Linked DNA regions of Homo sapiens: all the other regions are linked to region 1. The links are chromatin loops, found by intact Hi-C in ENCODE. Cell type or tissue: OCI-LY7. All regions are shown on one strand. Region 1 has its middle 42 kb from the start of FCRL5. Region 2 overlaps FCRL2 (Fc receptor like 2). Region 3 has its middle 4.6 kb from the start of FCRL3.

Region 1 (2,500 bases):
TGAGCAGGGCCTGAGGGTCTCAAGGGCCCCTTCTAGCTCTAACCTTCAGTGATTTCAGGCCAGGTGAGGTGCTGAGCTCCCTGGCCCCAGAAGCATTCCAGCATAGGCTGGCTGATGTCTCAGCAGGGATGCTGTGGAGGGGCCCAAGCATGAGAAAAGTACAAGAAGTGGATGCCCTCAAGGCCTTCTCTAGTAATAAGACTTGAAAATTAAACAACTCACCCCTCCCTGACCACTCTCACACCCCAAAGCCTGAGGCCTGGAGTCCCTGGGCCAGCTGGGGAGGGTCCTCCTGAGCTATTGCCTCACCCTCCCTACGCCCCTGTTACCCCATGGTTATGGCCACAGCACCTCCTCCTTCTTCCCTTCCCACGCAGAGCTCATTCTATTTTTGGTGAGGCCAGGTGACAGTGACCCTGACAAAGAGCACTGCTTGGTCAGATGGAAGGAAGGCAAGTGAGGGGCACCTGCCTCTAAGCCTTATTCTCCCATGTCTTCCCCCAGCTCTCCTCCATCCACCAACATGGCCACAAGGCCGCCTCTGGACCAGATCTATCCATCGGGTTTGCTCTGTGGTGCCCCACTTGGAGACACAGGTGGACATGGTGTTCAGAGGTGTGGGACAAACACATAAGATGGACGAGAGCAATGGTGGAGAGATGGGAAGGGAGGCTGAGGCCGGGCGTGGAGGACACGTCCCTGAGGCACCCAGCAGCCTGAACACTCTCATTTTGTCTCTTTTCATCAGAGTCCTTAATCTCTTAAACTGCCTGATGCCAAGAAATGTAGAGCTGCAGGATATGCTGGGCCCCACCCACGAAATTTGTATTTATTCACAGCCTTCTTATAAGCAAATATGTTCTTTTGTCAATAAGCCACCCGGAAGAGTGTCTCTGGGGACATCACCCCTTTGCTTTTATTTCTCTGGAAAATAATTAAAGAACATTCACATCAGAAAGATTTTATGAATTTATGTAATCCCTGAAATGTTGAGTTTATGCATTCCCACACCTCCCATCTAATTATCCCATTCCCCTCACATTAAAAAGAAGACCAGATTATTTTCCATCATTTTCTTCTGAAGTATGCTTTTTGTTTTTTGTTTTTTGAGACGGAGTCTCGCCCTGTCACCCAGGCTGGAGTGCAGTGGCGCAATCTCAGCTCACTGCAAGCTCTGCCTCTGGGTTCACGGCATTCTCCTGCCTCAGCCTCCCGAGTATCTGGGACTACAGGCGCCCGCCACCACGCCTGGCTAAGTTTTTATATTTTTAGTAGAGATGGGGTTTCACCGTGTTAGCCAGGATGGTCTCGATATCCTGACCTCATGATCCACCCGCCTCGGCCTCCCAAAGTGCTGGGATTGCAGGCGTGAGCCACCGCGCCTGGCCCTGAAGTATGTTTTTGCAATTCAGCAGCTGCTCCACTGTAATGATGGGGGAGGGACCAAGAAAGGCAAACAGAAAGCAATGCAAACTTGGTAACAAACACAGGCACCTCCCCACCTGCTTCCGTGAACATCTGCATAGCGTTCTCAAACCTTACCTCCTTCCATATGTAATTCAGTCAAGCAGCTGTTATTTCTTTTCCAGTTTTATAGATGAGGTAACCAGAGCTCAGAGAGGTTAAACAGCAACGGGTAGTGGCCTGTACAGGAGCCAGGCCTTCCGGCTCCAAGTCTCGTGTGCTCTCTTCCTGCTTCACAAATGCCTCTCCCCAAATAGGACTCTGTGGCCCACGATACTCACTGAGGACATTTGGTGAAGTGACTAAGCATGGACTCCAGGGATGCACAGTTCTAGCTCTGACTTACTATTGTGTGGTCTTAGTCTAAACTAATTTCTTTAAGTCTCAGTTACCTCATCTGTAAAATAGGGATGTGGCAGGCCAATTCTCCCTGATAGTCACACAGACAGGCCTGCATGACAGTCACACAGACAGGCCTGCATAGCACCCCAGCTACACAGACAAATTTCCACAGCACTGCCTTAACATTGAGCAAATAGTTAAACCTAGAGAAATCGGTGCCCAGACATCAAAGCTGGAAATGAAACATATGGTCAGTAGGAGCCTTGCATGGGCTTCTCCCTAACCTGGAGCAAGCCAAAATAATAGAGACAGTCATAGATTCCTAGTGCCAGGACCTGTCTCTGGTCAATGAAATCTGAGACGAGTCAAGGTAACAGAGGCAGCTGTTTGAATAGATTCATTGGAGAGTCTAAGACAGCTCTCCGGACCAAGCCATAAAGGAGATAAGAGAGAAATAATCACTCCAGTACCACAGTAGACAGGCCTTGAAGGTATTGGAGGCCTTTTAATTGGACTTAGCAAGCTTTTTTTTTGCCTCTGACCTTCTAGTTGAAACAAAATTAGTTACCAATAGACTTAGGTGAATGCTATACTGCACAGAGGCACATAATCCCAACCTATATAAGCACTGAGAAAACTGTAACACTTTGAGTTGGACTGATAGAATTATCTCTGACCTTCTCACTGTATCTGG
Region 2 (2,500 bases), 260 kb after region 1:
AACTTGCGGCCAGAGAGAGTCATCGTCACCACCAGGAGATACTGATTGATTTCAGTTCTCACAACGTTTAACCTAGTTGTGAAGAGCCAGATCACACTGTTTTGAATCCAAGTCTACTATTATTAGCTGTGTGATACTGGACAAAGCACTTTACTCTTTGGACTTTGGTTTTGTAACCAAGTATCCCATTTTTCTAAGAAAAAAAGAGGAAGTATTTTTACCTTTTTCATGCACTTATAATTTTTACCTTCTCTCCATCATCCACTCCTTGCACTGAAAGCATATCTAGCTATGTGTTTACTTAAGAGGTTCCAGAGACAGAAACTCAAAGCAAACCAGGTGCCTCTAGAACTCTCTCTCACCAGAAGAGTGCCTCAATTTACAACCTAGTTCTGCCCACACTGGTGCCAAGCCAAATCACTTCAGATGACATCCAAAGCAAGTCATGTAGACTTGCACCACCTCGCTCCCTCCCCTGCATGCTGTTCACACCAAGTCCCCCTTTAAAAGCCCTTGCCTTCTGCCCGAGAAGTAGAAGTGGTACCCTCAAGGCAGAAGCCTGTACTACTTCCCCTCAGCTATGTTTTGGAATTAAAAAGTCACTTTCTTTCTACCAGATCTCTCTCTTGTTAATTGGACTTTGCAAGCAGTGAGCAGCTGGACCTGTGTTCAGTTACAGTTTCTCAACTGAGAAATGGAACAACAAAGAGCATTTGCCTCTCATCAGGCAGTCTTAAGGATTCTGTGAGAGAAGCACACAATGGTGCTGGCATTTATGGACCACTCAGTGAGCCACAAATCTCACAGTCTTGATGGGGGATGTCTTTGTAGCAGAAGCTAATGATGGCTGAGGAGGAATAAGAGGTCATCATAACTGCACTTCAAGAGCAACCAAAATAATGGGTTTCAGGTCTGTGAGATGGGGTGGACTCGGGAATACTGAATAAATGAAGGTGACTTGAAGTCAAACCCTCTGAGAGTGATGTCCTACCTATAGGGTAGACATAAGTTGGTTCATAGTTTCATATCAGGGAACCCCAAAGAGTCATAATGGGTTTGTGTGACAGTTTGTATCCACTTGCTTCTAGCATGGCTGTGATGGCTCCAATGCCAACCACCTGGCAGTTTGAAGGCCTCAGCAGAAGTGTGCTGGCTCTACACTGGCTGTCATTGTGGTGCAACCTCAAGAGTTCTAATCTGTATGCACCATTAGCAGGGTACAAGGAGTCAGAGGCCCTAGAAGGGGAGGGCAACAAGTCCCAAAGCTGACTTGTTCATCCTCAGGGAGTTCCACATCCTCCAGAAACTGGCTGAGAGTGGCTCTACCTGCAGAGGTGCCCAATAGAATCATGCTGACCCCCAGAGGGTATAGAGGAGAACTGCAGTGGAGGGACAGTGGTAGGGGGCAGGGAGAAGGGTAGGTTGTGAACGAGAAGTTCTTAGGCAGAGCAAATAAATAGGAGCACAAAGATTTAACTCAGAGCAAGATGTACAGGACTGAATAATGTTTTTTCACAAGAATTTCAGTGAAAAATATCTTTACCAGAGCAACAGCAAAAACTAAAAGCAAATGGTATTCAAAGCTTTGCAAGGGCAAAGTCCCAGGTGGTGAGTGCAGTGTATGGGTGGGGCTGAAAAGAGGAAATGGGGTGGAAGACTGCATTGAGGCAATGGATGGGGACAGAAAGACCTTTTCAGCTGCTCTGCTGAATAGCATTTTCAAACCTTGCAGGGGATTGTAATTCTCAACAGGCCAGAAACTTTTCCCCAGAGCCAAGACTGGGGTTCAGAGGCCAAGTGACTGCCCAGCCTACATAGCAGGTATATAGCAAAGCCATGATTTCAATTTGGTCTTTCTGGCTATATAAGTCCTGCTCTTTCCAGTACATCATGCTGAACTAAGTTCTCTCTTACTCTTTTTAAAAAGAAAAGATCTCAAACTTCTGAAGAACATCTCAGTTTTCTGAGAAACTCTTGCTAAAGGAAAAGAAAGAGAATGAAGTGGCTGTTGCCCTGTTCTCTGAATGGTCGTAGGTGATTCACTTCAGGGAGCCTGCTGTCTTGGCATGATTCCACTAATGGTCAGAAACCTCCTGAATATTGATCGAGGTTTCCTCTAATTTCCATCCAGACAGACAGTGGAGTGATGGGTATCACAGGGTGGGACTCCTGGACCTTATGTGGGACAGAATGAATGCAAGAGACCAGACTTGCTCCTGAGCAAGTTCCAGGTAGGACCCCTGAATGTCTCCCTGGACACTCTTGTTCCATTCAAGGTGACAGCAGGATCTGCTTTTCCCACACTGTTCCTTAGAGCCCAAAGAGCCCCTTCCACTTGGTAGCCAGCATTCAATGGGCAAGGGAACAAGTCTCCCTTTCTTTAGATTTTGTCTTGGCTCATGTGAAGATTCTGTATATAGAATAAAATATTTTTCCCATTGACTTCCTTCACTGAGCACAGATTTAACTCAGAAAGAGTGAAATAAAATTAGCTTTATTT
Region 3 (2,500 bases), 190 kb after region 1:
TTTATACTTAACTACTGAGCCTGGGCAAGATGCTTGCAGTCTTAGGGCATATGGTTTTGTGACACGACTTGTGGTGGCTTTGTTCATAGGTCAGTGGTTGTTTCTATAGAGGCAGGACTGTACCCATGAATGTCAATAAGCAAAAGGCACAAGAAACTTGTGAGGGCCTTCAAGATTGCTGCGAAGCCCTTGTAAGCAGGGACAGACAAGGCAAGGGCTTACGTATGGGCAGTAAGTGCTTGGAAGGACACAAGTGCTGCCTGGCAACAGAACTTTGGGGGCTGCAAGATGGTTCAACAGAGGCCCACAGTAGGCACAGTCACATTTTCTAGGTAGTCATAGCTGAAGCAGATAGTCTTTTGTTTTGTTTTTTTTGGGGGGAGGGAGGGGCAAAAATAGAAATCTCTAAAGCATTTTTAGGCACTGGTGACTGGAATAATATTTTTGGCTCCAAGATTCCTTGTATGCTACAAAACACCAATGAGAATCTAGTTTTAAATTGCTAGAATGAAGCCTAGAAAAGCTTCCCATGTCTCAGTCACCCCAAATCTCACCCTGCTTTCAGGTCCAAGCAGCAAACTGGATGGATTACTCTTGAATTCATGTGGCATTCTCTTGGCTCAAGGGTGGAAAACATTTAAACAATTACTGACATGATTACATAGTTATTGTAGGTGGCTTAATTTTTTAATTCTTTCATATACAGATGGGGCTGTGCTCCCCAGACTGGTCCTGAACTCCTAGACTCAAACAATCCACCCACCTCTGCCTCCCAAAGTGCTGGGGCTCCAGGTGTGAGGAAACACACCTGGTCAGTTATATTTTCTAACTGAACTAAATGTAAGTACAAGGTGAAAATATTCCCTAGGAGACAGTCTTCTTAGGCCAGTACAATTCCATATCAAGCAGAGGTTGGTCTGCTCACTTGAGAGAGTAGATGCTGTGTCACATAAGAGGTCCCTCACTGAATTCAGAGCTGAGGTGTCAGGAGCACTTCACTCAAAGAGGAAGTGAAAATCAAGATGCTTTGAATAGATTCAATGGAAAAGAAAGACACAAAATGTTATTTTAACATAGGTTCCTTCAATGTCTAGTTTATTGAGAGGTTTTAACATGAAGAGATGTTGAATTTTATTGAAGGCCTTTTCTGCATTTGAGATAATCATGTGGCTTTTGTCTTTAGTTCTGTTTATGGGATGAATCACATTTATTGATTTGCATATGTTGAACCTTGCATCCTAGGGCATAAGAAACCCACAGCCAATATCATACTGAATGAGCAAAAGCTGGAAGCATTCCCCTTGAAAACCGGCCCAAGACAAGGATACCCTCTCTTACCACTCCTATTCAACATAGGATTGGAAGTTCTGGCCAGGGCAATCAGGCAAGAGAAAGAAATAAAGGTATTCAAACAGGAAGAGAGTAAGTCACACTATGTTTGTTAGCAGATAACGTGGTCCTATATCTAGATAACCCCATCATCTCAGCTCAAAAGCTTCTTAAGCTGATAAGCAACTTCAGCAAAGTCTCACGGTACATAATCAAAGTGCAAAAATCATGAGAATTTCTATACACCAACAGTAGACAAGCAGAGAGCCAAATCATAAATGAATTCCTACTCACAATTGCCACAAAAAGAATAAAATACCTAGGAATACAGCTAACAAGGGAAGTGAAGGACCTCTTCAAGGAGAGCTACAAACCACTACTCAAGGATAGCAGAGATGACACAAAGAAATGGAAAAACATTCCATCCTCATGGATAGGAAGAACTGATATCATGAAAAAACAATTTATAGATTCAATGCTATGCCCATTAAATTACCATTGACATTCTTCACAGAATTAGAAAAAAAAATTTTTTTAATGTGTGTGGAACAAAAAAGAGTCCAAATAGACAGGACAATCCTAAACAAAAAGAACAGACCTGGAGATATCACACTACCTGACTTCAAATTATACTACAAGACAACAGTGACAAAAAAGCAAGGTATTGGTATAAGAACAGATACATAGACCAATGGAACAGAGTACAGAGCCCAGAAATAAGACCACACACCTAAAACCATCTGATCTTTGACAAACCTGACCAAAACAAGCAATGGGGAAAGGATTCGCTATTTAATAAATGATGCTGGGAGAACTGGCTAGCCATATGCAGAAAATTGAAACTGGACCCCTCCTTTCACCATATACAAAAATTAATTCAAGATGGATTAAGAACTTAAATGTAAAACCCAAATCTATAAAAACCCTAGAAGAAAATCTAAGCAATACCCTTCAGGACATAGGCGCAGGCAAAGATTTCATGACAAAGACACCAAAAGCAATTGCAGCAAAAGCAAAAATTGACAAGTGAGATCTAATGAAACTAATGAGCTTCTGCTCAGCAAAAGAAGCTATCATCAGAATGACCAGACAACCTACAGAATGGGAGAAAATATTTGCAATTTAACCATCTGACAAAGGTCTAACATCCAACATCTACAAGGTACTTAAA

The links. Peaks named below come from ENCODE experiments on the same cell type or tissue, not always from the same donor. Only the 100,000 strongest peaks of a DNase experiment are listed, where the experiment ranks them.
Region 2: a loop joins it to region 1, with 4 times the contacts of the local background. A loop is called at or near these places in 2 of 110 quality-filtered maps.
Region 3: a loop joins it to region 1, with 2.8 times the contacts of the local background. A loop is called at or near these places in 2 of 110 quality-filtered maps.

The regions. Positions count from the first base shown.
Region 1 is chr1:157,509,374-157,511,873 of GRCh38, forward strand. No RefSeq gene overlaps it. Among named protein-coding and RNA genes, the nearest start is that of FCRL5, 42 kb to the right of the region's middle. In OCI-LY7, no CTCF peak of the experiment used is centred here; DNase peaks (open chromatin) are centred at 778, 1,528 and 2,288; H3K4me3 peaks cover 2,307 bases; H3K27ac peaks cover 2,500 bases.
Region 2 is chr1:157,772,540-157,775,039 of GRCh38, forward strand. All of the region lies in intron 2 of FCRL2 (Fc receptor like 2), which reads right to left. Among named protein-coding and RNA genes, the nearest start is that of FCRL2, 3.3 kb to the right of the region's middle. In OCI-LY7, a CTCF peak has its summit at 1,356; DNase peaks (open chromatin) are centred at 1,352 and 1,642; H3K4me3 peaks cover 760 bases; H3K27ac peaks cover 1,606 bases.
Region 3 is chr1:157,704,102-157,706,601 of GRCh38, forward strand. No RefSeq gene overlaps it. Among named protein-coding and RNA genes, the nearest start is that of FCRL3, 4.6 kb to the left of the region's middle. In OCI-LY7, no CTCF peak of the experiment used is centred here; a DNase peak (open chromatin) is centred at 980; H3K4me3 peaks cover 1,203 bases; H3K27ac peaks cover 1,748 bases.